Linked DNA regions of Homo sapiens: regions 1, 2, 3, 5, 6 and 7 are each linked to region 4. Evidence: chromatin loops called from intact Hi-C (ENCODE). Cell type or tissue: OCI-LY7. All regions are shown on one strand. Region 1 overlaps LOC102724765 (a long non-coding RNA gene). Region 2 has its middle 8.2 kb from the start of GMNN. Region 3 overlaps ALDH5A1 (aldehyde dehydrogenase 5 family member A1). Region 4 holds the start of LOC124901278 (a long non-coding RNA gene). Region 5 overlaps DCDC2 (doublecortin domain containing 2). Region 6 holds the start of ALDH5A1 (aldehyde dehydrogenase 5 family member A1). Region 7 overlaps KIAA0319.

Region 1 (4,000 bases), 320 kb before region 4:
TTGGATAGTACAGGGAAAATTTACTCTTGGAGAAGCCTAATTAATTGCAATGAGCAGATTCTAGAAGGAAAAATATAACCTATCTCAGGAAGGCTCCTGCATGTTTTATTTCAAATCCTGCTTAGTTCTGTTTTCATTCTCTAACTAAATCAGAAGGATCATTTGGCTGAGGGAAAAGTGTTCTTTTTTTTCTTGCACAATTTTCACTAACACATAAGGAGACATTCTACTTGTTTATTATAAATGACTTACTTGGTTTATTATTCCAACAATAGCAAATTAACATTGTCCAGAAAAACCTTTAATACTAGCTGATTTTTAATAAGACATATTGTGATACATAATACTGGAAATAATTTTTAAAGTAAAGAACTATACAAATGAGACATAAAAATATCCTGTAATCCCACTATCCAGATATAACTATTAATATTTTGAAGTATGACTTCCTAGTCTTTTGTTTATATACATATTATATATAATAGCTGGGATCACACCATGTATTCAGTTTTGGTAGTCTTCTTTCAATTAATGTAATATAAAAAATCCCCATGATAACAAGAATTCTTCAAAAAACTGGATTTTTAATATGGTAGCTACAGTATATTATCATACTTATTGACATCTTTTTCTTTTTTCTTTTTCTTTCTTTCTTTTCTTTTTTTTTTTTTTTTTTTTTTTTGAGACAGAGTCTTGCTCTGTTGCCCAGGCTGGAATGCAGTGGCACGATCTTGGCTCACTACAACCTCCGCCTCCCAGGTCCAAGTGATTCTCCTGCCTCAGCCTCCCAAGTAGCCAGGACTTACAGGCACGTGCCACCACGCCCGGCTAACTTTTTGTATTTTTAGTAGAGAGGGGTTTTTTTTTTACCGTGTTAGCCAGGATGGTCTCGATCTCCTGACCTCGTGATCCACCCGCCTCAGCCTCCCAGAGTGCTGGGATTACAGGCGTGAGCCACCGCGCCCCGCCGACCTCTCTTTCTAACTTTTCACTAGAATTAATATCTTTATACAATTATTAGCTATGTTCCTGATTATTTTCATAGAAAAGGCTGCTTTATGTTTGATCCTAGAGTATAAATCAAAGGGCATACGTTTTTTAAGGCTCCTAATACATATTGCTAAATCGCCTTCCTTGAGAGTGGTAATAATTTCTCCTGAGAACATTACAGTATGCCTGCTTTCTTAACAACTATGCCACATATTAGAGTATTTATGTTAAAAACATATGCATTTGTCAAATGTGGGACCATCTGGGCATCAACAAGAATAATGCTTGCAATAGATTAAAATACATCAAATATAAAAATCTATGAATTCCTAATGAAACACAAAACATCACTGCTCACCTTTGAAGGTTGCCGGACACTATTTTGTTATTCTAAATATATATTTTAAAGAGATTGATCACATATTTGTTCTTTCTTTTCTGTTTGAACTGTATTTCAAGCTAACTAAATAGATGATGAGAAAATCCCAGCTAATAGGTATATGAGTAACAATAAAACTTATACCATCACTATTTTGCAGTCCTCATGAAACAATGGATGGAGACAATGATCATCAATAGATATCCAAACTCTCAATGAAAAGTTATTGGGGAACTTTATAATAGAGGATTCCAACTGACATTACCTCTACCCACAAATCAATCTTAATATCATGATAAGTAGGACAGCTAGGCACGTGCTTCAGGATTTGATTAATATAGCATCATAGAGTATCACCTATTATCTTGCCAAAAATAGAACTGGGATTTAATAAAATCTAATCGAGATCTTACTACTAGTTTATAGGAAATGTAAGGAATACAAACAAGTTAAACATATTGGAGGAAGCAATTCGCGCAAACCAAAATGTGGAAAATTCTACAGGGCAAGTGATAAATTTTTTTAATAAATAAATACATTGTGTTTGTTGGAAGGGGTGAGGGGTATAATCAAACAATTGGTTAAGGAGCGTTCTATATAGAAAAAACATCTGCTTTTAAAAAATGGAGAAAGAAAAACTGGATAATAAAATCTTATTTATTACCTATTTGAAATCTAATAGTATTCAATGAATATCATATACAAACTCTTTTTTGGTGGTAGATTATTCTGTATATGAGTGGGTTTGCTTCTGTCAAAATTTAAAACATTTTCTTTATGTTTCTGATTTTCCAAGAGGAACGTATTTCAGTTTGCTCTTTTCATGTAAAGCATTAGGAAGAAGTCTTCTGAGCTAGCCAAGATACTGCGTTTGAAATTGCAAGGTCAGTTCAGGCACTCTGGGTAGTAACCATCAGGTGGCGCCGCTCTACAGCTTTTCTAAACCCAACATGAAACCCTTCAGACTTTGAAATAAGCAAGGAGGTAAGAGCAGTCACAGGAAACTGATACAGTCACCAAATACTTAAGCTCAATGCTATGGCTTTCCTAGGTGATATTACGAAATTGCTTGTATTTCTATGTTCATCCTACCTGTTGTCATCCCTCAGTACTTAGAGATTTTAAGCAGAAACGTGTTTTAACTATTCTACTAAGAACCAAAATATCAATGTTGAACTTCCAAGAGAATATTTCTGTCATAGGTGTCCTGAAGACTTTACAGAACTTTTCATTTTCCTTTTGAAACCAATGCAAGCCCACTGGGCTGTGCCAGGGTCCACACTCCCTCACTTTGCTGATTCCTGCATTCCCATCTGTCAAAAAACTGTTGTGAGCTAACCTGAGCTCCCACACCGCAGCTACCACTCTCCTGGGTCAAAATACAAGAACAGTGAATCACAACCTGGCCCTCTGGGCGTTTACCACTTGGTTACTCCTGAACAAATTAGAGAACAAGTAAGAACTAAAACTGAAGGGCACTGAATAGGGGTGATAGGCGTGGCCAGGTGAGACCAGAGGGCCGGAAGGACTTTGTGGAAGAGGGGACACCTGAATTAAGTCTTAAAGAAATGGGTTGATTTGAATACATACCAAAAGTAAGAAAATCTGGGGAGCATCAGCAAATGTGTGCATAAACTGCGAACTCAAAGCCTGTAAGCAGGCAACAGAAAAAAGCAGGCGATCTAGATGTAAGACAGTAAAAATGGGGGAGGACTGTGGCAAACAACCGAGCTTTTGCTCTGCCTAAATGGCATTTATGCCATTTTTCTTTTGAGACAGAGTCTGTCACCCAGGCTGGAGTGCAGTGGCGCAATCTCAGTTCAGTGCAACCTTTGCCTCCTGGGTTCAAGTGATTTTCGTGCCTCAGCCTCCCAAGTAACGGGGATTACCTGGCTAATTTTTGTATTTTTAGTAGAGATGGGGTTTCACCATGTTGGCCAGGCTGGTCTTGAACTCCTGACCTCAGGTGATCCACCCGTCTCAGCCTCCCAAAGTGCTGGGATTACAGGCGTGAGCCACCGTGCCGGTGCCACTTCTTTTAACACTGTTCCAGTCCCTACCTCCCCACAAAGTGTCTGCCAGCTGGCTGCATGCTGGTTTGCAATCTCTGGGAGAGGCTGGCTACTTTCTTTAGATCTTTTGTTTCCCTATGTTATCAACTTACCATGTCTAAGTGAAGCACCCAGAATGTGAATCCCCTAGAAGATATATACAATGAGAGGATCTTTCTCCCTAGGTTTTATTCCTGGAAATTTTTAGAAACCCAGAACTAAAATTGGAATTAATAAATTTTTCTAATTATGAGATAGAAAAGCAGAAGTAACAAGAGTTTGAAATTTTAATGTCAGAACTTTTTTGAAGAATGTTCATAATTATAGCAAGGGAAGAAGTGATGAATCAGTTAAGGGAACTTTATTATCGCCAGACACAAGACTTTTGTTGTGTGTTGCTTGTGACGCTAACTCCATCTCTAGTTACTTAATGTTCCCAGATTCGTGACTATTTTGTCATTCAAAGATCAAACATTTCATTTTCCTTCCTTCTCTTTCCTCTTAGGTGTTTCAGCAGCAATTAAGTCATGCTGTGGAATGCTTAAGTGCAGTAACAAATGTCATGAAAACTGAACATACA
Region 2 (4,000 bases), 71 kb before region 4:
AACCCTGCCTCTACTAAAAATACAAAAAATTAGCCAGGTGTGGTGGTGTACACCTTTAGTCCCAGGTACTCGGGAGGCTGAGGCAGGAGAATTGCTTGAATCCGGGAGGCTGAGGTTACAGTGAGCTGAGATGGTGCCACTGCATTCCAGCCTGGGCACAGAGCCAGACTCTGTCTAACCACCATCACCACCACCAACAACAACAACTACAAAAACCCACAGAGAAAGGCTACATCTGAAACTAATGAAAAATAGAAAATGTTTGTGGTTGCTTAAGAGAGTGCGGAATAGGATGGGGGAATAGTGCTGGGATTGCAGGCGTGAGCCACTGCGCCCAACCTAATTTTTCACTTTTGAACTATTAAATGTTTTGTAAAATGCAGGGGGTTTTTTTGTTGTTGTTGTTGTTGTTTTTTGAGACAGAGTCTTACTCTGTCACCCAGGCTGACAGAAGTCGCATGATCTCGGCCACTTCTGCCAACTTCAAGCGATTCTCCTGCCTCAGTCTCCTGAATAGCTGGGATTACAGGCACTCATCACCACACCCAGCTAATTTTTGTGTTTTCAGTAGAGACGGGATTACCCCATGTTGGCCAGGCTGGTCTCGAACTCCTGACCTCAGGTGATCTGCCCACCCCAGCCTTCCAAGTTGCTGGGATTACAAGCATGAGCCACCACGCCTGGCCCAAAATGGTTAATTTTTCTTAGATTCCAGATTCGGTTTTTAAAGTAAATGGCCACTGTCCCTGGCCAAAATGCAGTTTATTTTGAAATGTTTATTTAAAAATAAGATGGGCCCAGCACTTTGGGAGGCTGAGGTGGGTGGATCACTCACTTGAAGTCAGGAGTTTGAGACCAACCTGGCTTATATGGCGAAACCCCATCTCTACTAAAAATACAAAAATTAGCTGGGTTTGGTGGCGGGTGCTTGTAATCGCAGCTACTCGGGAGGCTGAGGCATGAGAAGCGCTTGAACCCAGGAGGCAGAGATTGCAGTGAGCCGAGGTCACGCCACTACACTCCAGTCTGGGTGACAGAGCGTGACAATGTCTCAAAAAAAAAAATAAATAAAATAAAAATAAGATGGATGGATAGAGACAGGAATGTATAGGTAGATGCAATAAAGAAGATATATTAAAATGTTGACGGTAGAATCTAGGCAGTGGGTATACAGGTGTTTAGTGTAAAAAACCTTTAGTTTTTCTCCATGCTTGAAATATTTATTTTTAAATGTTCGAAAACATTAAATAAGAATGGATGAAACAGCAAACCCTAAAACAATTCTAACTGTGTAGCAAATTGATAATGTAACCACACAGAGAAAGTAATTTACTCAAGGGCCGGGTGCAATGGCTCATGCCTGTAATCCCAGCACTTTGGGAAGCCAAGGCAGGAGGATAGCTTAAGCCCAGGAGTTCAAGACCAACCTGCGCAACATAGTGATACCTTGTCTTTATAGAAAATACAAAAATTAGCCAGTTTTTGTGGCACACACCTTTATCCCAGCTATTCTGGAGGCTGAGGCAGGAGGGCAGGGCTTCAGTGATCTGCACTCCAGCCTGGACAACACAGTGAGACCCTGTCTCAAAAAAAAAAAAAAAATTTATTCAAGTATATTTTGAACACATAATTCTGTAACCCCCTTAGTGGGATTTATTATAAGGACAAAAGTCTCGGAGAAATTTTGAACTTTTCTTATCCGAAATCTCTGCTGACTTCATGATAAGAAGTTAGCTGGAACTCCTGCGTACAGTAAATAGCAGGCCAACAGAATTCTTCCTGAACTAGCCGGTTTAGATTCAGTTTCAGAACGTTAATAACCTTATTCACAATAATTTACCAAGAAATATTCATGGCATGTAGTTCCGTGAAGAATTTTGTACTACCCACTAGGTGGCAATGCTATCTAATGTAATTAAAGCAGATCTTTAATTTGAAAGACTCATTCATCTAACAACCTATATTGATCTTTCTCACCTACTGAGCAAACTAGACTTTCATTAAACATTAAACATGTTTCATTAAACATTTCATTTCATTAAACATTACTAAGAATGTAATGTTCTTCGGAATTTTAATAAAAAAGAAAAAAATGATACTATTTCCCCACACAAGGAATATATTAAATCAAACTCAGAATCATTGGATTGGTAGGGACCTCCAGAAATCAGCTAGTCCCTTTGTCCACCTCCAAAAAGAATAACTCTCCTACTCTATAATTTTTTATTTGCCTGGGAAAGATGACATTTCTCAAAGTTCTATTCCAACATTTAGCATATAGTTGAGAGGTGACAGCATGCCGGCAGTCCTCAGAGCCCTCGCTTGCTCTCGGCACCTCCCCTGCCTGGGCTCCCACTTTGGTGGCATTTGAGGAGCCCTTCAGCCCCCCACTGCACTGTGGGAGCCCCTTTCTGGGCTGGCCAAGGCCGGAGCCCACTCCCTCAGCTTGCAGGGAGGTGTGGAGGGAGAGGCAGGAGCGGGAACGGAGGCTGCGTGCGGCGCTTGCGAGCCAGCTGGAGTTCCGGGTGGGCGTGGGCTTGGTGGGCCCCACACTCGGAGCAGCCAGCCAGCCCTGCTGGCCCCAGGCAATGGGGGACTTAGCACCCGGGCCATTGGCTGCGGAGGGTGTACTGAGTCCCCCAGCAGTGCCGGCCCACCAGTGCTGCGCTCGATTTCTCGCCGGGCCTTAGCTGCCTTCCCGCGGGGCAGGGCTCGGGACCTGCAGCCCGCCATGCCTGAGCCTCCCACCCACTCCATGGGCTCCTGTGCGGCCCGAGCCTCCCCGACGAGCACCACCTCCTGCTCCACAGCGCCCAGTCCCATCGACCACCCAAGGGCTGAGGAATGCGAGCCCACGGCGCAGGACTGGCAGGCAGCTCCACCTGCAGCCCCGGCGCGGGATCCACTAGGTGAAACCAGCTGGCCTCCTGAGTCTGGTGGGGACGTGGAGAGTGTTTATATCTAGCTCAGGGATTGTAAATACACCAATCAGCACCCTGTGTTTAGCTCAAGGTTTGTGAATGCACCAATCGACACTCTGTATCTAGCTGCTGTGGTGGGGCCTTGGAGAACCTGTGTGTGGAAACTCTGTATCTAACTAATCTGATGGGGAGTGGAGAACCTTTGTATCTAGCTCAGGGATTGTAAACGCACCAGTCAGCGCCCTGACAAAACAGGCCACTCGGCTCTACCAATCAGCAGGATGTGGGTGGGGCCAGATAAGAGAATAAAAGCAGGCTGCCCAAGCCAGCATTGGCAACCTGCTAGGGTCCTCTTCGTCATTGTGGAAGCTTTGTTCTTTTGCTCTTTGCAATAAATGTTGCTACTGCTCACTCTTTGGGTCCACGCTGCTTTTATGAGCTGTAACACTCACTGTGAAGATCTGTAGCTTCACTCCTGAGCCCAGCAAGACCACGAGCCCACCGGGAGGAATGAACAACTCCACACACGCTGCTTTAAGAGCTGTAATGCTCACCGCGAAGGTCTGCAGCTTCACTCCTGAGCTAGCGAGACCACGAACCCACCAGAAGGAAGAAACTCCGAACACATCTGAACATCAGAAGGGACAGACGCCAGACACACTGCCTTGAGAGCTGTAACACTCACCGTGAGGGTCCGTGGCTTCATTCTTGAAGTCAGTGAGACCAAGAACCCACCAATTGCGGACACATGGTCATGTGGTTCATTCAATCATTATAAAGCAGACAACTTCTGAGCAATTACCATTTGCCAGGTAGGGGGCTAGGTATTGAGGGTATGATGGTGCCACAGACACAGTCCTACTGCCCTCAAGAACTTACTGTCGATTGCCCTGGCCATTGGCCTTCTTGGGAGAATGGAAGCATTGGTGTGGGTCCTAGTGGCATGGTTTGTGTTACTCTTCTCAGCTCAACCAGAGGCGAAAGGGAGGCCCAGTGGGGAAGAACAGAAAAGTATGTTTAATTGTTATTAGAAGACAATGTGAGAAATGCAAGAGAGTAGGTAAAAGGTATGAAGGACC
Region 3 (4,000 bases), 170 kb after region 4:
ATTTCACTCCAGAACTCCTACTACTGGACGGGTATTAACAGGAGTTCAGATTAGTTCTGATTTTTTTTTGCATTTCTATTATATTTTTTGCCTCTCTATAGTTTGCTTTAAACTCCATAAGATCTCCGAAATTTTATCATCTACTTCAGGTACCGAATCTTGTGACAGTCATATGTCTAATTTCTACAGACTCTTTGTTTTCATTGCTTCATTTCCTAGAACATACTTCTTTTTTTATTATTATTATACTTTAAGCCTAGAACATACTTCTTATTAACAGTTTACAGATGTACTATCTTCCCAAAACTCTTGCAGGACACTATGAGATTTTTAGAAAATTTCCTTCCAGTTCCCTAATTTATCTGCTTCCTTCAGGGACTATTCTGTTTGTTCTTCCTGACCTTTCCTCTTATGTGCTGGTGGTTTTCCCATCATGATCCTTGGTTGTTCATCTTTCTGAATGAAGGACTGAGTTGTCGAAACTAACCTGGTCAGCTCCTTCTCAGCTCCAGCAGTGTGTTTGGGGGACACACACACACACAAGGACTGGGTTGATCAATTTGGGGATGTGTGGCATGAGTGGTCTTTGCTGTTTTAAGCTTGGGTTTATTCTAACTTGCAGGCTTCACATAAGGGCAGCTCCCTTCCCCAAAAGGCAAAGTCGAGAGAGCCCTACCCTGAGGTACCTAGCCTCGCTCTTGAAGCTGTAGTCTGCCTAGATACCTACTATATTTCTTCAGAAAAGCTGTCCTGCCCAGAACAAATGCCTCTGCTGTCTCATGTGTCTTGGTGGTGGTCGTGGTGAGAAGGGATGGTGGGAATGACCCAGAAAATTGTGCAGAAGTAGAATCAACCAGCTTCATCTCCTCCCCTCCTCCTATTCCTACTTTCTGTAGCCACCAATTCTAGAAAGGCTCTGTCGTTTAAAATGGCACCAATTTCCTCTGCAGGGTTCCCCTGGGTAGACCCATCTATTTTGACTTCTGTTTTGACTTCTGTTTTGTTGCTCAGGCTGGGCTGGGGTGCACTGGTGCGATCTCTGCTCACTGCAACCTCCGCCTCGTGGGTTCAAGAGATTCTCTTGCCCCCGCCTCCTGAGTAGCTGGGACTACAGGTGCTTGCCACCACACCTGGCTAATTTTTCTTTTCTTTTTTTTTTTTTTTAGAGATAGGGTTTCACTGTGTTGGTCAGGCTGGTCTCAAACTCCTGACCTCAAGTGACCCACCCGCCTCAGCTTCCCAAATGCTGGGATTATAGGCGTGAGCCACTGTGCCCGGCCCTCAGCTGAATTTTCTATAGGGTTTCAGGAAGGTAAATATAGGTGTGAGTGCATTCTGTCTTTGAGACTGACTCTTTTGAAATCCATGCCCCTCCTGCAATGCTCTCATAGTGCATCACCTGCAACTAATCCCCATCGGCTAGGATGGCTTACTTTCTATGAATTTTATATTATAAAAATAATTCTACTTAACAAAAATACCCCCTTCCTCCCCAAATATAATCTGCTCTGCCCTTTTCTTGTCATATTAATGTGAGATGCAGTGTTTTTTTCCTAGAACCCACTCTATGACAGTATGTACACTAAAGCCAACACAATGAAGTGTTTTTAAACAAGGTGGTTTCCACCAAATTTCTCTCCAGCAAAAAAGAAATCTCGCTGTCTGCTTGTTTGAAGTCCTGGCGTACAGCACCATCTGGAGGACAATGTCTGCGTCTTCCCTTTGGGGAAAAAAATCTTCAAGACAGAGTGGTTTCCCAGACTGGCTGCAAACTAGCATCATACTGGGGCACTTAGAAAATGCCAATGCCTAGGCTGACTACACATAAATTAACACCTAGTCTTCTTGGATGGGTCCCAGGCAACTGTAGTCGATAAAGGCACGGTGTGAGTTAAGGACCACCACTCTAGGACTTGAACCACAGCTGGCCTAGACCCAAATTGCCTTCACTAGACAAGTGAATACCCCTGCCTTGTCCCCAAGGTCCAAAGTCACCTCTAAAATGCAGGTGGTTCCAATGTAAATTTTAATGTATTTTCTTTATCTAGAGTAATCCCAAGACAGTAACTAGAAATTTATCAGAGCTCTGTCAAACCTCGAGGCTTCCCTGGGTTTCCCAAGGCAATGGATGTGGGTTCAGCTGAGTTGACTGCCCACGGGGTGGAGGCAGCCATGGAGTCAGGGCTTGGTTCTCAGGCTCTGAGGAGGTTGAGGAACAGCGGTGGGGCTGTGCTTCCCATGATGAGTACTGACTTGGCTGTCACTTGCTTCTGGTTCTTCAGTTGCATCCAGGGGCTGGCTGTGCCTCCACTGTGTGTCTCCCTCTGACCACCTCTCCTCCCTTCTTTCCCACACACAATCTTCAGCTTCTACTGTCTTCCTGATTTAAAATATTCCGTTAAAACCATTTCTGGGTAGGCATGGTGGCTCACGCCTGTAATCCCAGCACTTTGGGAGGCCGAGGCAGGTGGATCACCTGAGGTCAGGAGTTCGAGAGCAGTCTGGCCAACATGTGAAACCCCAGCACTACTAAAAATACAAAAAGTAGCCAGGCGTGGTGGTGGGTGCCTGTAACCCCAGCTACTCGGGAGGCTGAGGCAGGAGAATCAATTGAACTCAGTGGGGCGGAGGTTGCAGTGAGTCAAGACTCACCACTATACTCTAGCCTGGGCAACAGAGCGAGACGCCGTCTCAAAAAAAAAAAAAAAAAACACAAAAAACTGGATGTTTGATATTACAAGAAACTTTCTTGTGACTCCAAAATGGATTTTTTTAAAACAGTAGAATAAGGAGAGAAGTCTCATATAGCTAGTAGTATGGATTATAACATTTTTTTAAACAAACAAATCTTTCCTAAAAGCAGTTTCCCCTCAATATCTCTAAATCCTGAACGCGGCATCTGTGATTCTGCACCCCCGGCTGGGATACTTTCATGAAGGACTGTTTTAGACAGGGATTTTGTCATCAAGAGAAGAAAGAACAGGACAACATCAGCATTACAGCCGAAACGCAAACCATCTCAAAACCAAGCCAGTCTTCCATTCCATAGGTGTTCCAAAAGATGAATGAACTTTGTCTCAAGATCCTAATTGCTGAGGCAGTGAGGGATAGAATTATCATCACTATAACAAAATTTAGGGAGGACAGTAAAGAGCTACAGTGACAGACCGCATGGGGACTTGGTGCAATGGCAGGGCTATAGCAGCTCATGACCAGACAACAACCCGATTCATATAACTGGTAGGCAGAATTCACTTTTCTCAGGTTTCTCCATTGTTTACAAAATAGGCTTGCTGGGCACTTTACCAAAATGACTTTTTTGTTTTCATTTTTTTTTTTTGCCTTTTAACATCATTTTTTTTAGCTATTATTAATTTTTTACTTATTTTAACCTTTGTGGTTTTTGTATGAAAACATCATTGAAAATTCCATTCGATTCCATGTATAGATGTAGATCTCTCATACTCTATACTCTAATCAGGATAGTTAGCACATCTATCGCCTCAAACATTGATCATTTCTTTATACTGGGAACGTTCAAAATCTACTCTTCTAATAATAGCTATTTGAAAATATACAATACATTGTTGCTAATTACAGTCATTCTACAGTGCTGTAGAACACCAGAGCTTATTCCTTCTGTCTAGCTGTAATATTCTGTCAACCCACCCCTCTCTATCCCCACCCCTCCAGCCAAAGTGTTTTTTGCTGATTAAGCTTTTCATATTGAAACCATGAAATTTACTTTCACAAATAATACAATATACTTACCTTTTCTACCGCTTTTTCATTAATTAATGGGCCCTGAGTAGTTCCTTCCTCAAATCCATTACCTACGCGCAGGTTCTTCTTCATGGCCTCGGCGAATGCTTTTACAAAGGCATCATGGATGCCCCTTTGCACCAAGAATTGGTTTGAGCAAACACAAGTCTGGACAGGAGACAAAAACAAACCCACACAGTCTGTCAGAAGCTGCAGACCTGACCAGTGAACGTGTGGC
Region 4 (4,000 bases):
AGTCACTTAATGAACAGTTCAACTTAAAAGACAAATTCAGTCATTGAGTTACTAGCATTTAAAAAAAACTTTTATACTATAAACCCATGTTAGTATAAAGTGTAAATGTAACAATAAAATCCAGCAAAGTAAGTTACTGCTTTTAAGGTTTTGGCCCATTTATAGTAAGTATAAGGAAAAAGTATTACATGAAAGATAAACATATGCAACAATGCATTTAAAATTTTATGATTTTTGGCTGGGCACGGTGGCTCACGCCTGTAATCCCAGCATTTTGGGAGGCTGAGGCAGGTGGATCACGAGATCAGGAGTTTGAGACCAGCCTTACCAACATGGTGAAACCCAGTCTCTACTAAAAATACAAAAATTAGCCGGGTGTGGTGGCGTGCCCTTGTAATCTCAGCTACTCAGGAGGCTGAGGCAGGAGAATCGCTTGAACCCGGGAGGTGGAGGTTGCAGTGAGCTGAGATCATGCCATTACACTCCAGCCTGGATGACAGAGGGAGACTCAGTCTCAAAAAAAAAAAGAATTTATGATTTTTATATCAAACATCTTTAAAAAGGCAACTTATGGAAAGGTAAGTTTTCTTATATATTTGTGTTTAAATTACTAGGAAAAACCATCAGGGTATAATATCATGGTATAAGTTAGAGCTGAGCTGTGAGTGGAATGTGCTGCATCCAAAACAGTAATTTCCACCCTCACTAGAGGTGTTCAGGAAGAATATGGATGAGTATTTGGTGTGTCTGTTGTGTTTGGGAGTAGGGGGATGTCTCAAGCATTAAATGGTTGGTTATATTCTAGATAAGTACCATTTATTAGGCACTTTGATATGCTAGGCACTGTGCCAAGCACTTTACATATACTATATAGTAAGGAAGAGACAACATCCATTTTGCAGAGAACTTAAATTCAGAGTGATTTATTTTCAAGATCACCCAAGATGTGATGGAAACTGAGATGTAGATGTAGGTCTTTCCACCTTCACATCTCCCAATCACTAACTATATATGAGTAACCTCTAGGTATGACTCCCACCAGGAAGACATTTGAGAGTTTCACAAACCACCTATTTAGTGGTTTTATTGTTGAAGGCCCTGAAGGAAAACAGAACCACGCGATATAAAACATCCTAAACAATATTATGTCATGTTTTGCAAAACAGGTAAATCAATGTCAAAAATAAATTTTAGAACAGGATTTTTGTTGTTGGGTTTTTTGTTTTTTGTTTTTTTGTTTGTTTTTTGTTTTGAGATGAAGTCCTTTTCTGTTGCTGAGGCTGGAGTGCAGTGGCTTGATCTCGGCTCACTGCAACCTCTGCCCTCCAGGTTCAAGCAATCCTCCCGCCTCAGCCTCCCAAGTAGCTGGGATTACAGGCACATGCCACCACACCCAGCTAATTTTTGTATTTTTAGGAGAGATGAGGTTTCACCATGCTGGTCTCGAACTCCTGACCTCAGGTGATCCACCCACCTTGGCCTCCCAAAGTGCTGGGATTAGAGTCGTGAGCCACCGCGCCTGGCCTATGATCGTCTGTTTATAGCAATAAATGATCTAGCCACAAGATGTCCTCATAAACTAAATAATACACACCGAGCAGGAATAAGGTGTAAACTTAACCTCATTCACACATTTATGTGATTCTTTATAGCAGGCATTGGCAATGTAAAAAATGAATGAAGTTTAATCCCTGCTCTTAGCGGGTTCAGTGTCTAAAGGAAGAGACAAGTACAAAAACTGCAGAGGAAGAAACTGTTGTAGACAGAATAAATACAGGTTTCTTGGAGTAAAGATATCTAACTTTTAAAAATGTATATTTCCAGGGAAAAGACATTAGGAAAGGCTTCCTGGAGAACGACATCTGAGTCTTGAAGAACAGGCAGGAGTTATCCAGGTGAAGATAAGGGAAAAAGCCAGGCAGTTGAAGAAATAGAACTAAATACGAGCGGCTTGTAGACAGCAAAGGTAGTTTTAATGTGTTGTTTTTGTTTTTGTTTTTTGAGACAGAGTCTCGCTCTGTCACCCAGGCTGGAGTGCAGTGGTGTAATCTCGGCTCACTGCGACCTCTGCATCCCAGGTTCAAGTGATTCTCCTGCCTCAGCCTCCTGAGTAGATGGGACTACAGGTGCGTGCCACCATGCCTGGCTAATTTTTGTATTTTTAGTAGAGATGGGGTTTTGCCATGTTAGCCAGGTTGGTCTTGAACTCTTGACCTCAGGTGATCCACCCACCTCGGCCTCCCAAAATGCTGGGATTACAGGCATGAGCCACCGCGCCTCAGTTTAAGTGTATTTTAAGGCACAGTTTGTTCAGTAAAGCTTAGTTCTTAAAGTTCCATTTGATTACCTAACTTTGGCTGGGATGACAAAATGTAAGACAAATGTCAGTTAGATTTTTCTAGTACAGAATACTGGTTTTGATTTTTCCCCCCAACTTGAAAGGCCAAAGGACATACTAATAAAATTGTTTTAAAATTTACATTGGAATAGAGAGAATTTTTTACTGGGCAGCCTGATATGGCAATATAAATGCCTTTATATGTTCTCAATTCTTGTCTCCTCAGGTCAAATAAGAGAATTAAACCAACGGAAGATGATGAAGGAATGTCCTGCCCACCCTCCCAGAGCTAATAAGTAGTCTTGCTGGGGAAGAGGCCAATGCAAAGCTAACTTCTTTCTGATGAGGAAGGGGAGTAGGGAGAGAACCTTGTGAAAAAAACATCTCAGCCTTGGTAAAGATGGGCTGTAGGGCACACACTTGTTTATTCAGTTATATCAACATAGCTAACTCCATGTTAGAGACCATGCTGAGCAATTTGACATGTGCTGTCTCAGTGCTGCCAATGTTTGAAGTGAATACTATTGTCTCCATTTTACAGATGAGAAACTGTCGAAAAGTTTAACTAGGATGTCTCAGGTTTAACCATTATGCAAAACAGCCTACCCTCAAATATCACCTGGACTGCTACAGACAACTGGGTTCTGATTCCTTAGGTGTCTTGGTGAAGATGGTATGGAGGCTTTTATGATGTCAAGGGGTCAAAAATTTACCTGCCATGGCCTAACAATACAGAGAACTGTCCAGATGTGTTCAGTCCCAGGATCCTGCAGGTTGGACAATTGCAGTAGGTTGGCAAGAACTTTTATGGCTCAGCACTATTTGCCACAATGGGCTCCTCAGTATATCATAACAATTCTTACATGTACACACACATATACAATAATCTGTCCCTTTTATATATGGCCTTATATCGTGCTGTCTCTTCCTTGCACTTCATGCATTCATATGAGTTTATGCAACTTCGTCTGTGTAATCCCAGCACTTTGGGAGGCCGAGGCAGGCAGATCACTTGAGGTCAGTAGTTCAAGACCAGCCTGGCCAACATGGTGAAACCCTGTATCTACTAAAAATACAAAAATCAGCCAAGCATGATGGGGCACACGTATAATCCCAACTACTTGGGAGGCTGAGGCAGGAGAATCCCTTGAGCCTGGGAGGTGGAAGTGGAGGTTAGCCGAGTTCGCACCACTGCACTCCAGCCTAGGCGACAGAGTGAGACTCCGTCTCAAAAAAAAAAAAAAAGACTCAGGTTGCCATAGCCCCTCACCCTCCCTCTCCCATCTGAGATACAATTCATCACAAAGAGACACTCCACATGACACAGAGTCTCTCCTTTCCTCACTTTTTCAGCAAAGATAGATAGGGAGAAGGGCTGCCTAATAACAGCAGTGAAGATGCTGTTATTCATCACTGAGATGGTCCTTTATGAAGCTGAGAACCAAGAATTCTCTTTAAGCCTTGGCATCTCAGATCATTCTGGTCTTTTTTTAAAAGGGTTGCATTCTGCTGAGCAGTGGGATAAACAAGCCACTGCCATCACTGTAACTGCTGCTGGCTGCTATGCAGCTCACCACCACTGCCTCCACTGCCTCTGCTAAACAGATAAAGGAATGTATGTCTCTGGCTCAGTAAGGGTGTCTGTAATGGGCCTCAAGCACA
Region 5 (4,000 bases), 410 kb after region 4:
TATATAAAATTGTCTGAAACTGAGACCTTAATGATATCTAACACAGCCAATTGTGCCAGGGATGAGGCCGGGGAAGAAGAGCATCCAAGGCAGAGGAAACAAAGTCACACAGGCCCTTGCTAAAGAGCCTGGCATGTGAGGAGGGCAGAAAGAAGGCCGTGAATGAAATCGGAGAGGCAGGCAGGGCTCAATCATATAGGCATGCAAAGAGTTTGGATTTTATTTCTTGATGGGGTGCCATTTGAGGGTTATAGGGAGGGAGTGATATAATTTGCTTCAAAAAAAATTTTTTTTTTTTTTTTTTTGAGACAGAGTCTCACTCTGTTGCCCAGGCTGGAGTGCAGTGGCATGATCTCGGCTCACTGCAACCTCTGCCCCACGGGTTCAAGCAATTCCCTGCCTCAGCCTCCCGAGTAGCTGGGATTACAGGCGCCCGCCACCATGCCTGGCTAATTTTTGTATTTTTTTTTTTAGTAGAGACGGGGTTTCACCATCTTGGCAAGGCTGGTCTTGAACTCCTGACCTCATGATCCACCTGCCTCGGCCTCTCAAAGTGTTGGGATGAGAGGCGTGAGCCACCACGCCTGGCCTGCTTTACATTTTTAAGTGCTCATTCTGGCTGTGGTATCTCTAGAGAAATGGTTTGGGGCAAGAATAGAAGCAGGAGGCAGTGGGACACGTACAGGTATGTGATATAGGTGAGTCCGCTAGGTGGCCGCAGTGGGGGCGGACATCTATTATAACTCTTCTTTGAGTATATTGTCATTGACTGATTCGCTGATCCAACAACTATTTATTGAGTTCATATGATGTCCTGGGACTGTTCTGGTGCTTCAGGGCCCAGAGATTCTGAAGTACTAAATGCACGGAGGTTACATTCCAGAAACAAATGCACAATACGTGTGATATACACCAGGGATAAACATGAATAAAAATACATGAAGACATGGGAAGAGGAAGTGAGAGAGGGTGCTATTTCAGCTGGGTGGTTGGAAAGGCCTCTTTCAGGAGGTCACGTTTGAGTAGAGGAGAATAACCCCTGGCACAGTGCCCAGTGCCTGGTAGGTTCTCACAAACTCGGCTTAGGCAGTGTGTGAATGTTTGGCATTGAGCCACACAGAACTTCCTATGCCAGTAAATCCAAAGTCACAAGCTCGATTTTTAACAGGATTAATTTACTCCTTTCCTTTAATGAATTGGTTCCCAGGAGAATGCATGCATTTTATAGATCATTAGCTGCCTGGCACTGCGAGGAGGGGTGTGAGTGAAGGGGACTGTGTGGGGAGAGCTTAGCTTCTGGCTGTAGGAACCACTGCAAAATCCATGGGGAAAGCACCCTAAATTCATGATGCAAATCAAAGGGGACACAGAACTAGAGTTTTAGAAATTTATTTTTCCCTACATGGCTTTCTAGGAATTGCTCTTTTGCATATAGAAGGGAGTGTGGATGAGGGACTGGTAGAGCTTGAGAGAGAAAGAGAGAAAGCAGCTGCCATAGTGTACACAGGGACCCCTGCTGGTGCGTAACTGAGTTGGTCAGGGAGCCTGGGGAATGCCTTGTGCAAAGCAAGACAGACCAGAAGTCATTCCTTTTATAGCCTCAGTGCTGCGGGAGTCACAGAAATTAGCATGTTGAGAAAAATTTTAAGTTGTGATTCTAGCCTTAAAAACAAAAGGAAGATGTAAATAAATTATCTTAAATTCGCTGAGCTTGAAGAATAAACCCATCTGCAGAAGGCTGTTTTCTAGTGACAAGGTGACACCATGTAGAATCATAGCACCCTCTATCGGAAAAGACGAAAAAATTAGGAAAGTATTTGAAAGTGAAAGCCAACGACTAAATGATCTTTTGTTGTCCTTATTACCATTTGGCTTATACATCTTATGGTCAGTAGTTTACAGGATCAAATATTATGATTTCTACGGTTTTGACAAAAAAATTTCGTTATTATTCAAGTATCACAATGTCACTGTGAAGCAAGTTATACACATATTAAGATGAATTCCTTATACTCCAAAACTCCATTTTGCCATGGGGGAAACTGAGGCTGGTATAGGTAAAAGGGCTTCTTACTCTTGTCATCACCAGATATGCAGATGAGAGAAATGTCAGGTGCAGTCCCCGTCTAGTCCCTACCCCCCACCCCCAGCTTATAATGTCTCTGGGTGCACCCATGAAATACATCGTGAAGGCTGCTCACTGAGGCAAACCTCTCACGAAATTATTTTAAATTTGATGTTTTTTGGTCTATATGTTTTTGGCACATTTTCATGGGGACTGGAAATGAGTTTTTATGCTAATGAAAAAAACCTGAGTTGGTTGGATCTAGTTGGAAAGAGCCTAGGGAACTGTTTAAGAAGTATCCCAATCTTGGCCAGGTGTGGTGGCTCACGCCTGTAATCCCAGCACTTTGGGATGCCAAGTGGGGAGGATCATTTGAGGTCAGGAGTTTGAGAGCAGCCTGGCCAACATGGTGAAACCCCTTCTCTACTAAAAATACAAAAATTAGCCAGGTGTGGTGGCGGGTGCCTGTAATCCCAGCTAATCAGGAGGCTGAGGCAAGAGAATCACTTGAACCTGGGAGGCGGAGGTTGCAGTGAGCCAAGATAGCACCACTGCACTCTAGCCTGGGCAGTAGGGTGAGAGTCTCAAAAAAAAACAAAACAAAAAATATCCCAATCTTGGTAGAGTGAGGGATGATTGGAGGCTGTTTTAGGCTTTTTGTTTGTTTGAGCCAGAGATTTGGTATTCCTTTTGGATATACTGATATGCATGTGAGACAAAGGGCAGGACAGTGGTTGGAGTATCTCAAGGGGTCTAGTTTTTGCATAGGACACCCTGTCAAATTAGGCTGCTTCTTGATTTCTTCCACTTTGAGAAAAAGCCATAATTTGTTACTTCTGGGATGGCTGTTTTAGGGAACCATACTATGTAATAGGAGTTTTTAGTGCTTTGGACATTAGAAAGTTTCAGTGTAGTAGAAAAATCAGACCCTTAGAAAGTTAATTTATTTATCTATAAAATGGTGATAATAATACTTATCTATAAATTTGTTAAGTATTTGTGTTAATGTATATGTAGCATGTAAGGGACACCCAGTGATATCGTTTTATTTCTGGGATAGCTGTATGAGATAGCAAAACTCCCCTATCTCTTATGCTCTGCCAATAGCAATGACTATCTATGTATTTGAGTTACAAGTCACATGTGGAAGCCTTACAGAAAGAAAAAGCTCCCTCTCTCCCTTTGTCCTTTCCCCTCTCTAACTATGTATAATTTATGTAATTGTGTAAAACAAATATATGAATTATATGTGTATATAATTTATATATATAGTGTATTATGTATTTTCACATGAACACTTTAGATGAATCAACTTTTTTCTCTTCTCCCCCTTCACCCTCCTTTTTTTTTTTTTTTTTTTTTTCTTAAAAGCATTTAGCTGGGTGCAGTGACACATGCTTGTAATCCCAGCTATTGAGGAGGCTGAGGTAGGAGGATTGCTTGAGTCCAGGAATTTGAGGCCAGCCTGGGGAACATAGCAAGAGCCTATCTTTAAAAAAAAAAAAAGCATTTCAATTATTTTAAATTTTCTAATTACAAAACAATTCTTTCCTGTCTTAGTTTAGTTTACTTTTTACTCACAAAGTTCCTGGAAAGTAGTTATTACTCAATAATTGAATGCATGAGTGTCAACTGCAAAATCTATGCATTATGTAGTGATTTGAATCAATTAGTCTTTCTTGATACTCCAAAATTACCCTTTTTCGAGTGTCTTTATCAGAAATTTGATAAATCGGAACTTTCCTGTCTATTCATAAACAAGAGTGGTGACTTAGAAAGACACGCACTCCAGAGTGGGGCTTCTGCGTCTCCCTTGTCGTGCCCCTTTGTGAGTAATGCTTTCCCCAGAGAACTGCAGAAAATGATCCTGCTGAGCTACAGGGTTTCCCATTCATTGGGTTCCATTCCAGTCCTTGCAAGTTCAACAGCATCTCA
Region 6 (4,000 bases), 200 kb after region 4:
TCTGTCTTACAAGAGGATTGTAAAATGCACCAACCAGCGCCCTGTAAAACACACCAATCAGCACCCTGTAGCTAGCAAGAGGATTGTAAAATGCACCAATCAGCGATCTGGAGCTACCAAGGAGATTGTAAAATGCACCAATCAGTGCTCTGTAAAAAACACACCAATCAGCGCTCTGTAGCTAGCAAGAGGATTGTAAAATACACCAATCAACGCTCTGTAAAATGCACCAATCAGCGCTCTGTAAAACGCACCAATCAGCAGGATCCTAAAAGTAGCCAATCGCAGGGAGGATTGAAAAAAAGGCATTCTGATGGGACAGAAACGGAACACTGGAAGGGATAAATAAGGGAATAAAAAGCTGGCCACCACGCCCCACCCACCCAGCAGCGACAACCCACTCGGGTCCCCTTCCGCGCTGTGGAAGCTTTCTTCTTTTGCTCTTCACAATAAATGTTGCTACCACTCATTCTTTGGGTCCATGCCATCTTTAAGAGCTGTAACACTCACTGCAAAGGTCCGCGGCTCCATTTTTGAAGTCAGCGAGGCCACAAACCTACCGGCAGGAACCAACTCCGGACACACTTACCTCCTTTGGTCTTTGTATCTCATGTCCTCAATGAGACCTACCCTGATGTTACGGGCTGAATGGTGCTCCTGGCAAAATTGACATGTCGAAGTCCTAACCCCCCAGTATCTCAGAATGTGAGTGCATTTGGAAATAGGGTCTTTAAAAAGGGAATTAAGTTATGATGAGGTCATTCTGGTGGGCCCCAATCCAATCTGACTCCTGTTTTTAAAAGAAGAAGAGATTAGGACACATATACACACAGAGGAAAGACCATGTGGAGACACACAGGGAAGATTCATTCATATAACCAACTGCTTACTTTACATCCTCACTTGGGCGTGAACAGACATCTCAGACTCCATGAGTCTAAAATTGAGGTCTGATGAGATACAAAGACAAAAGCTGAGCTCTCTGCAAGCCAATGAGAGGCCTTAGAAGAAACCAACTCTGACAACACCTCGATCTGGGATTTCTACCCTCCAGAGCGGTAAAATGAGAAATGTCTGTTGTTCAGGCCACCCAGTCTGTGGTACTTTGCTATGGCAGCCCTAGCAGAGGAATATGCCTGGTCACACTGTTGATGCTGCATCTTGCCCCTTCCCTCTGGCCCGGATCCTCTCCTGCTTCTACCTTTTTTCCATATTGCACTCAGCATCTCTCACATACTTATTTGCTTAGATATTATGTTTGTTGTTTAGAGTTCTGATCTCTCTTCTGCTCCCCTTCCACCCCATGTGAGCTCCATAAGGGCAGAATCCTTCTTTCGTTTAACTGAGGTATCCCAAGCACCTCCAACAGTGCAGGGCATACAGCAGGTGCTCAGTAAACAGCTGATGGATGAATGAGTGCTAAGACTCTCTTGTACTCGTAGGGATCGCTGGATGCATTCCTTCAGAGGGAGAGCTTTGAAGGACACGGTAAAAAATTTCACTGCGTTGACTCCAGGTTTAATAATATAATATTAGAAGGAAGAAACTACTTTCTTAGTTTTCTTCTTACTCTATTCTTCCCATTTAATGGCCCTCCACCCCTTACTCCCAATTCTCCAGTGTTCTCTATGCAATGGCCAATAGCAGCATTTATCCATTTAGGGTGAAAACCTGGAGAACGCTCCTGGATTTCTCTCTTCCCCTGCACAAAACCCAAATCTTTCTACAGTTCTCTCCGTTTCCGATCCCATGATTCTGGCCAGGGGCCCTCACTACCAGCCTTCTCAAGGGCCGCTGAAGCAGCCTCCTGCGTGGGCTCCCTGCAGCTGCGGAGATATTTCAGCTACTCTGAAGGGCCACACGTGCTCTCACTTCCCTGACACCCCTCCCCTTTCTCCCCGCCCCTCCACGGTTAGGCTTGTTGACCATAACAAGCAGCTCGCTTGTATTAGGCGCTCACGTTCTGCCTCCCCTACTGGGCAGTGCATAACTTGATGAGGCTTGAGGGCAGGGGTCGTGTCCCTAGTGCCCGGCTCAAAGTGGAAGCTCCAAACTTATTTGTCGGTCGTCTCCCTTGTTGCTCTGACTTTCCACTTTGTATACCCTGGGGAACTGAGCACAGGAGGGAGGCGACGCGGCTGGTGTCACTTTGGGGTAAAGCCCCCTCTGCTCCCCGCCGTGTCCCCGGCCAGCTCTGGCCCCCTGCATCCGGGCTCTCTCACCTTGGCGGAGACCTCCCTCCAGCGGCAGAAAGCCTCGTAGGCAGCGCGCACGGCGGCGCGGGCCTCTCGCACCCCGCAGTCGGCTACCATGCCCAGAGCGGCGCCGCTGGCCGGGTCTTGCACGGGGAAGGTGGCGGCGGCCGGGAGCCAGCGGCCGCCCACGAAGCTGTCGGTGCGCAGCAGCGCCGCAGAGAGGCCCGCCAGGCGCCCAGCGTAGCAGCGGAGCTGGGCCGGGCCGGGCGCAGGCCCGGAGGCAGGGACCAGGCCGCCGGCGCGGGGGCGGAGGCGGCAGCCTGGAAACGTCGACCCGAGGCGCCGGGCCCCACAGCTCCGCAGCCAAATGCAGGTCGCCATGGCCCGGGCAACGACGGCGACAGGAAACAGGCAAGCGGGCGCGCGCGCACGGGAACGCAGGGGTCGCGGGGAAGCAAGAGGAGCGAGGAGGCGCCGGGGACGCGCGGGGAAAGCGTGGGAGCTGGCGGAAGGTTGCAGAGCCACAGAGCAGCGCCCTCTCTCCGCGTCTTTCTCGCTGCACCGCCGCGCCGCCCTCTGCACCTTGCCCTAAGCGCCGCGCGGCTTCTCTCCTGGCGCGACCTTCTCCCGGGGGAGGGTTGGGTTCGGGGATGGAGAAGGCTCGCCAGTAGATGCACCTGCGGACTGCTGTCACCTTTTCACTTTTCGGGTGCTCATTTGTCACTAACTGCTCCTGAGCCCCCAATCGCTGCTAGAGACCCACTCTCTCCCCTTAGCATCCCCCAAATTCGGCATCCCCGGAATTTGTGCGCGGTCCATAGATGCGCTGGTGCCTGCCCTAAATGCCAAGGCCGTGATCACGCTTCTTCAGTTGTAGCTCCTGAGCACGTAGTATTGATTGGGAGCGATCGTTCTCTGAGGGGTCGAAGTGTGACCCCGCGTTCTGCTGCCTGGCTGCTTTTTTGGGTGTGTGTCTAGGCATTCTCCTAGGGTTGCTCCCGATAAATAACAGCGCTTTGGAAATAAACAGACTAGGATCCAAACTCAAGTCTGTTGCCGACAAGCTGTGTGACCGACAGGTTAACCTTAGTCCAGTCACTTATAAAATAGAACCATATCTACCCCATTTTGTTGTGAGATAACGTAAAATGCTCATTACAGTTGCCACATTAAATTCAATATAGCGTTCAAAGTCATACTAGCTACCCTAGTCAAGCCACTAGTAAGATTAAAGTTGGGTCACCAACTAGTAAATGGAAGCATTTGTCAAAATTGAATCAACCAAGGTATAAGGATTGAGCATACTATCCAACCAAGGTATTTGAGCACCTTTAAACAGCATTCTTCATCCGTTAAAAAATTAGACTTGGGCTTAAGACTCTGAAAGCAGCAGGGAAGCTTAAAACCTAATGAGGATAAAAATAAAAATAGCAGGCGTATGCTGGGAATTTGTGGGTGCAAATGAAGCCCAGCCCTATGCATTGATTTTAGGTTACATATCTCCCTTTCTCAACTCCTACAGCGTTGAGAGTATCTTGCTAGCTTTCACCTTTTTCTAGGACGTTGAATTTTTTTCTAGGACATTTGCAAAATGCCGAGGCAGTAACTTTAAATTTTGACTTTGTCTTTTGCTGAGTCAGATCCATTGAGTTTTGAGCCAGTCACATATGGCAGAAGTGATAACAGTAGAGTTTAATCAATTTCACACTATTTTGCTCTGTATTTTATTGCAGGAACTGGGGAGAACCAGGGAGTCCTAATAGGGATGTGGGCCAGTAGGTATCACAGGTGGGGCTGGGGAGCTG
Region 7 (4,000 bases), 110 kb after region 4:
ATAACTTTACCCGACAATGAAGTTGAACTGAAGGCCTTTGTTGCGCCAGCGCCACCTGTAGGTGAGAGTTTAACCTTCCTCCCTGACCACTAGGAACTGGGGTGTTTTTCTTCAGCAGGTCCTTACAGGCTATTTACAACGCCGATTCTTTTTCACAGTATTGCACGACGTCACAAACAAAGGTGGAGGACAAGGCTTTGATTATTCTTAAGCATCAACATTTGTTGAAATAGTTTCAAATGGAGTAAGAATCTAGGAAATTAAATACAGTATATATCGTTTAATTGGTCAGGATGGAAAGTCATAAATTTCTGATGATGCAAAGCAGATCAGGAGAGGCTGCCACGTACCAGTTCTTGAACTGTAATAACCCATAGAACCTGGGAAGATTCCACCGGGATGAGAGGGAAGTGGCGTGCACCCATAGGTTTGTTTGCAGATACTGTGGCATTGACAATCACGGCTCTCAGGTTCTCAGGATGCCTCACACTAGCTGCTCAAAAAAATTTATTCAAAATGCTCTTTCTTCTACTTGTCCAGTGCTCTACCATTCAGTAAGCATTTGACCTGGGACCTGTGGCCTGTCAAATGCATTGTTTTTAAGGTAAACTCATTCTTAAGGTGTTTGACTATTTCTCATTCAGGTTAGTTCCTTAATTCATTTTTTTCTCCACCACATATTGGTCAAAATTTTATACACAGAGATGATAATATTTGGCATTTGCATTTTAATCCTTTGAGGTGAGGTACCTTATATTTTAACTACTAATATCTGCAGCTGGGAGACAGTTTCATCTTAACATAGACATGTTTATACTGTTTTTGTGTCCTTAAATAAACCCCTACAACAGATCAAATGAATTGAAATCTCCTTGCCTTTTGTTAAAAAGAGAAAAGCACAATGTATTATACTATGTTAAAACTGATATGGATAGTCAGATGTAGCCCCCTAGGAAAAAACTCATCACATACTAATGGTTAAGTTAGGGAGGTTTTTTTTTTTTTAACTTTATACATTTTAAAAATTTCCTGTAAGACGTATGTTTTTATAACAAAAAAAGAAATGTTACATTAAGAAGATACATGTTATCTTGGCTGATAGTTGAAAGTCAAGTTCATAAGATGATAACAAGAGTGAGGGGATAAAAACAAATAAACAAAAAATATATATATAAGTTAAAAAAAAAAAAGAAAGCTGAGTTGAGTATATCTAAGGTAATCTGCACTGGTGGTTTAAAGGCTGTCATCTTCCCTCTGCCCAGGTTATCTAGTGTCCTCTCAGAATTTATAACTACTCATATTTATTTTTTGCTCTCAGAAACAACCTACAACTATGAATGGAATTTAATAAGCCACCCCACAGACTACCAAGGTGAAATAAAACAAGGACACAAGCAAACTCTTAACCTCTCTCAAGTAAGTAACTGGAGACTGGTTGTGTCTAACAGCACAGCGTAACGGCATAGAGCTCAGTTAATACCTTCTTAGCTACTGAACCCAAACGTCTTTCTTCTTTTTGGGGACAGAGTCTTGCTCTGTTGCCCAGGCTGGAGTGCAGTAGCGCAATTACAGCTCACTGCAACCTCTGCCTCCCGGGTTCAAGTGATTCTCCTGCCTCAGCCTCCTGAGTAGCTGGGATTACAGGTGCACGTCACCACACCCGGCTAATTTTTTTGTATTTTTTGTAGAGGTGGGGTTTCGCCATGTTGGCCAGGCTGGTTTTGAATTCCTGACCTCAAGTGATCTGCCCTCCTTGGCCTCCCAAAGTGTTGGGATTACAGGCATGAGCCACCACGCCCAGCTGCAAACATCTTTCTCATGGTAAGATCAAAAGTAGGATATGAATGAATAAAGTTTCAGGCATGCAAGTAGGCAGGCAGATGGTTAAGAGGCTTTGGATGGCGTTTCTTTATTTGGGTTACTTAGTATATCTCAGTTTGGGGAAAAGAGCCTGGTTGTCCCACAAGCATTGCAGAGAGGTTAAAAACCTGTTGTAACTCTTGCTCTCCTTGCAGTGTTAAGGACATTCTACTTATCTCTGGTTCTCAGTCCGGCACATCTCTAGAGTTGCCAATAATTCCATTCCAGGTCACAATTTGCCCTATCACATATTGTTCTATGATACAAGCACTCACAAGAAACATGCCCTCTTTCTGGCCTAGGAGGATATATAAACCGACTTAGCGACTAGAGATCTAGTCTCCTACCAGATGATTATGTTGACTTCATCTCCTGGGACCACACAGCTAATGGTACAACACAGACTTGCATCACCCTCATGTCATGGAGCTGTGTTTCTCAAAGTGTGGCATCCAGACCACCGGCAACCAATGCACCAGAGCTAGGTGGTAAAAATGCATGGTTCCATACACACATTTGAGAACTGCTGCCCTCTGCTGGTCCATCTCACCCAGGCCTCTTTGAAGCCCTCTGCAGCGAAGCTAAAGGCCTGTCTAGGTGATCTTTAGTGCTCCAGAATTCAGGCTTCAAACATGCGGCAGCCTCTTGACAGATCCAAATGAGACTGTCTCCTGAGCCCCTTCTCTATGCTGACTTTAGGAGTGCGGCTTCTGGGACATTTTAGCTTTTTCTACGTAGTGGACCCATCACGTCTTGCATGTTGAACTGTACAACTTTTCTTTATGTTACAGTTGTCCGTCGGACTTTATGTCTTCAAAGTCACTGTTTCTAGTGAAAACGCCTTTGGAGAAGGATTTGTCAATGTCACTGTTAAGCCTGGTAAGCCGGTGTAAGAGAATGACCTCCTGTTGTACATATTTATCTCAATTTTTGGTGCCTGGATGACTCTATATCTGTCTACCTATCTACCTAGAGAGACAAAACCTATTTTGTATTAGGCTCCATTGTAGAGAAAACACGCAAAGATTATATTTTTGGTTTTTTTTTCTACCTTTCGCATAACACTTTGTACTTGCTTGACAAGGTTATTGCTGGCTGCTCTCGAATGGTGGCAAATCTACCTTAGCCCTCTCTATCTGACATTTACACCATCCACTCTAACTTCTACCTCCACTCTCCGTGATTCAGCTTCACCTTCGAAGCAGGGGCATGTTGAATACATTCAACTGAGCAACCAAGAGGTCAGGGGAAAATGTATGCCCATCGGTCAGTGCATTCATGTGAATTAGAAACAGGTGGTTCTTGGGCTGGGTGGGCACAGCCCTGGCTTGGTGAGTAGAACATGGGCTGGCTTTCAGCCTCCACCAACCCCTCACCTGTGCTGAGGGCACAACCGACCCAATCAAGGTGAACCTCCCTTGTACCCACTTCAGCCCACCCTGAGGGCCTGACAGCTCTATCTTTTGCATATGGTTATGGGGGGTGGGGGGGGGAGTTGCCTTCAGTTAGAGATATAAGATCCACTCAATCCAAGGAGCTGGAACTGTAATCCCTTCATCCCTTGCTCCTGCTCTGTAATTACTGCTCACATTCTGTGATGAGCCCCTTGGTTATTATTGTACATCTTCACTGAGCCTGGGCTTACATGCAAAAGTGTAAATGTCCAGACAAGCTCCTGAAATTCATAGAGAGACTCCAGACTTTAAAAAGTGCTCTCCATAGTTGAGGCCTGTAGGATAAACACCTTCTTGACAGGACATGTATAATCAATTTTTTAAAGTAGATGATTTTATGTGGGTAATGACATATGCCTACACAAGATGGGCTCAGTCACTGTCCTTTTTTTTGTTACAGCCAGAAGAGTCAACCTGCCACCTGTAGCAGTTGTTTCTCCCCAACTGCAAGAGCTCACTTTGCCTTTGACGTCAGCCCTCATTGATGGCAGCCGTGTGTATCCTGAGATAGTTTAGGGATTTCTTTTTTTCTCTACGTGCTACGAAATGTAATGAGTGCTCTGCATCAAAGCTAGGAGGACTTATGGGCTGTTACTTTGATAAACGATCACCTCCTTCTTTAGTTTTATGTCTTCTTTAGTTCCTTTAGCTCCTCTATCCTGTGCTTATTTTCCCTTCACCTTTCG

Evidence for each region. Peaks named below come from ENCODE experiments on the same cell type or tissue, not always from the same donor. Only the 100,000 strongest peaks of a DNase experiment are listed, where the experiment ranks them.
Region 1: a loop joins it to region 4, with 2.4 times the contacts of the local background. A loop is called at or near these places in 6 of 110 quality-filtered maps.
Region 2: it touches region 4 in a loop (9-fold over the local background); 10 of 110 quality-filtered maps call a loop at or near these places.
Region 3: it touches region 4 in a loop (8-fold over the local background); 18 of 110 quality-filtered maps call a loop at or near these places.
Region 5: it touches region 4 in a loop (12-fold over the local background); 15 of 110 quality-filtered maps call a loop at or near these places.
Region 6: it touches region 4 in a loop (5-fold over the local background); 8 of 110 quality-filtered maps call a loop at or near these places.
Region 7: a loop joins it to region 4, with 7 times the contacts of the local background. A loop is called at or near these places in 102 of 110 quality-filtered maps.

The regions. Positions count from the first base shown.
Region 1 is chr6:25,016,457-25,020,456 of GRCh38, reverse strand. All of the region lies in intron 1 of LOC102724765 (a long non-coding RNA gene), which reads left to right. It also overlaps a transcript of RIPOR2 not described here. Among named protein-coding and RNA genes, the nearest start is that of RIPOR2, 82 kb to the right of the region's middle. In OCI-LY7, CTCF peaks have their summits at 2,082 and 2,283 (motif pointing right); DNase peaks (open chromatin) are centred at 2,286 and 2,836; H3K4me3 peaks cover 1,303 bases; H3K27ac peaks cover 1,617 bases.
Region 2 is chr6:24,764,782-24,768,781 of GRCh38, reverse strand. No RefSeq gene overlaps it. Among named protein-coding and RNA genes, the nearest start is that of GMNN, 8.2 kb to the left of the region's middle. In OCI-LY7, CTCF peaks have their summits at 1,677 and 1,888 (motif pointing right); a DNase peak (open chromatin) is centred at 1,891.
Region 3 is chr6:24,522,697-24,526,696 of GRCh38, reverse strand. ALDH5A1 (aldehyde dehydrogenase 5 family member A1) reads right to left here. Exons shown (of 10, transcript NM_001080.3): 7 at 3,772-3,930. Among named protein-coding and RNA genes, the nearest start is that of ALDH5A1, 30 kb to the right of the region's middle. In OCI-LY7, CTCF peaks have their summits at 1,502, 1,704 (motif pointing left) and 3,147; DNase peaks (open chromatin) are centred at 1,706, 2,224, 2,636 and 3,076; H3K4me3 peaks cover 4,000 bases; H3K27ac peaks cover 3,570 bases.
Region 4 is chr6:24,693,310-24,697,309 of GRCh38, reverse strand. All of the region lies in intron 1 of ACOT13 (acyl-CoA thioesterase 13), which reads right to left. It overlaps LOC124901278 (a long non-coding RNA gene), which reads left to right and starts at 1,539. Exons shown (of 2, transcript XR_007059508.1): 1 at 1,539-1,966; 2 at 2,565-4,000. In OCI-LY7, CTCF peaks have their summits at 1,366 and 1,568; a DNase peak (open chromatin) is centred at 1,569.
Region 5 is chr6:24,280,916-24,284,915 of GRCh38, reverse strand. The region is part of intron 6 of DCDC2 (doublecortin domain containing 2); the gene reads left to right. Among named protein-coding and RNA genes, the nearest start is that of KAAG1, 74 kb to the left of the region's middle. In OCI-LY7, CTCF peaks have their summits at 1,460 and 1,679; DNase peaks (open chromatin) are centred at 1,045, 1,535 and 1,785.
Region 6 is chr6:24,493,573-24,497,572 of GRCh38, reverse strand. It overlaps ALDH5A1 (aldehyde dehydrogenase 5 family member A1), which reads right to left and starts at 2,604. Exons shown (of 10, transcript NM_001080.3): 1 at 2,223-2,604. The coding sequence starts at 2,576. It also overlaps a transcript of GPLD1 not described here. RefSeq lists a silencer at 2,209-2,598. In OCI-LY7, CTCF peaks have their summits at 2,022 and 2,222 (motif pointing left); DNase peaks (open chromatin) are centred at 122, 1,892, 2,272, 2,552 and 1 weaker place; H3K4me3 peaks cover 3,173 bases; H3K27ac peaks cover 3,551 bases.
Region 7 is chr6:24,579,665-24,583,664 of GRCh38, reverse strand. It overlaps KIAA0319, which reads left to right. Exons shown (of 21, transcript NM_014809.4): 5 at 1-61; 6 at 1,319-1,416; 7 at 2,652-2,739; 8 at 3,715-3,807. Among named protein-coding and RNA genes, the nearest start is that of KIAA0319, 65 kb to the left of the region's middle. In OCI-LY7, CTCF peaks have their summits at 48 (motif pointing left), 2,210 and 2,413 (motif pointing left); DNase peaks (open chromatin) are centred at 64 and 2,394; H3K4me3 peaks cover 471 bases.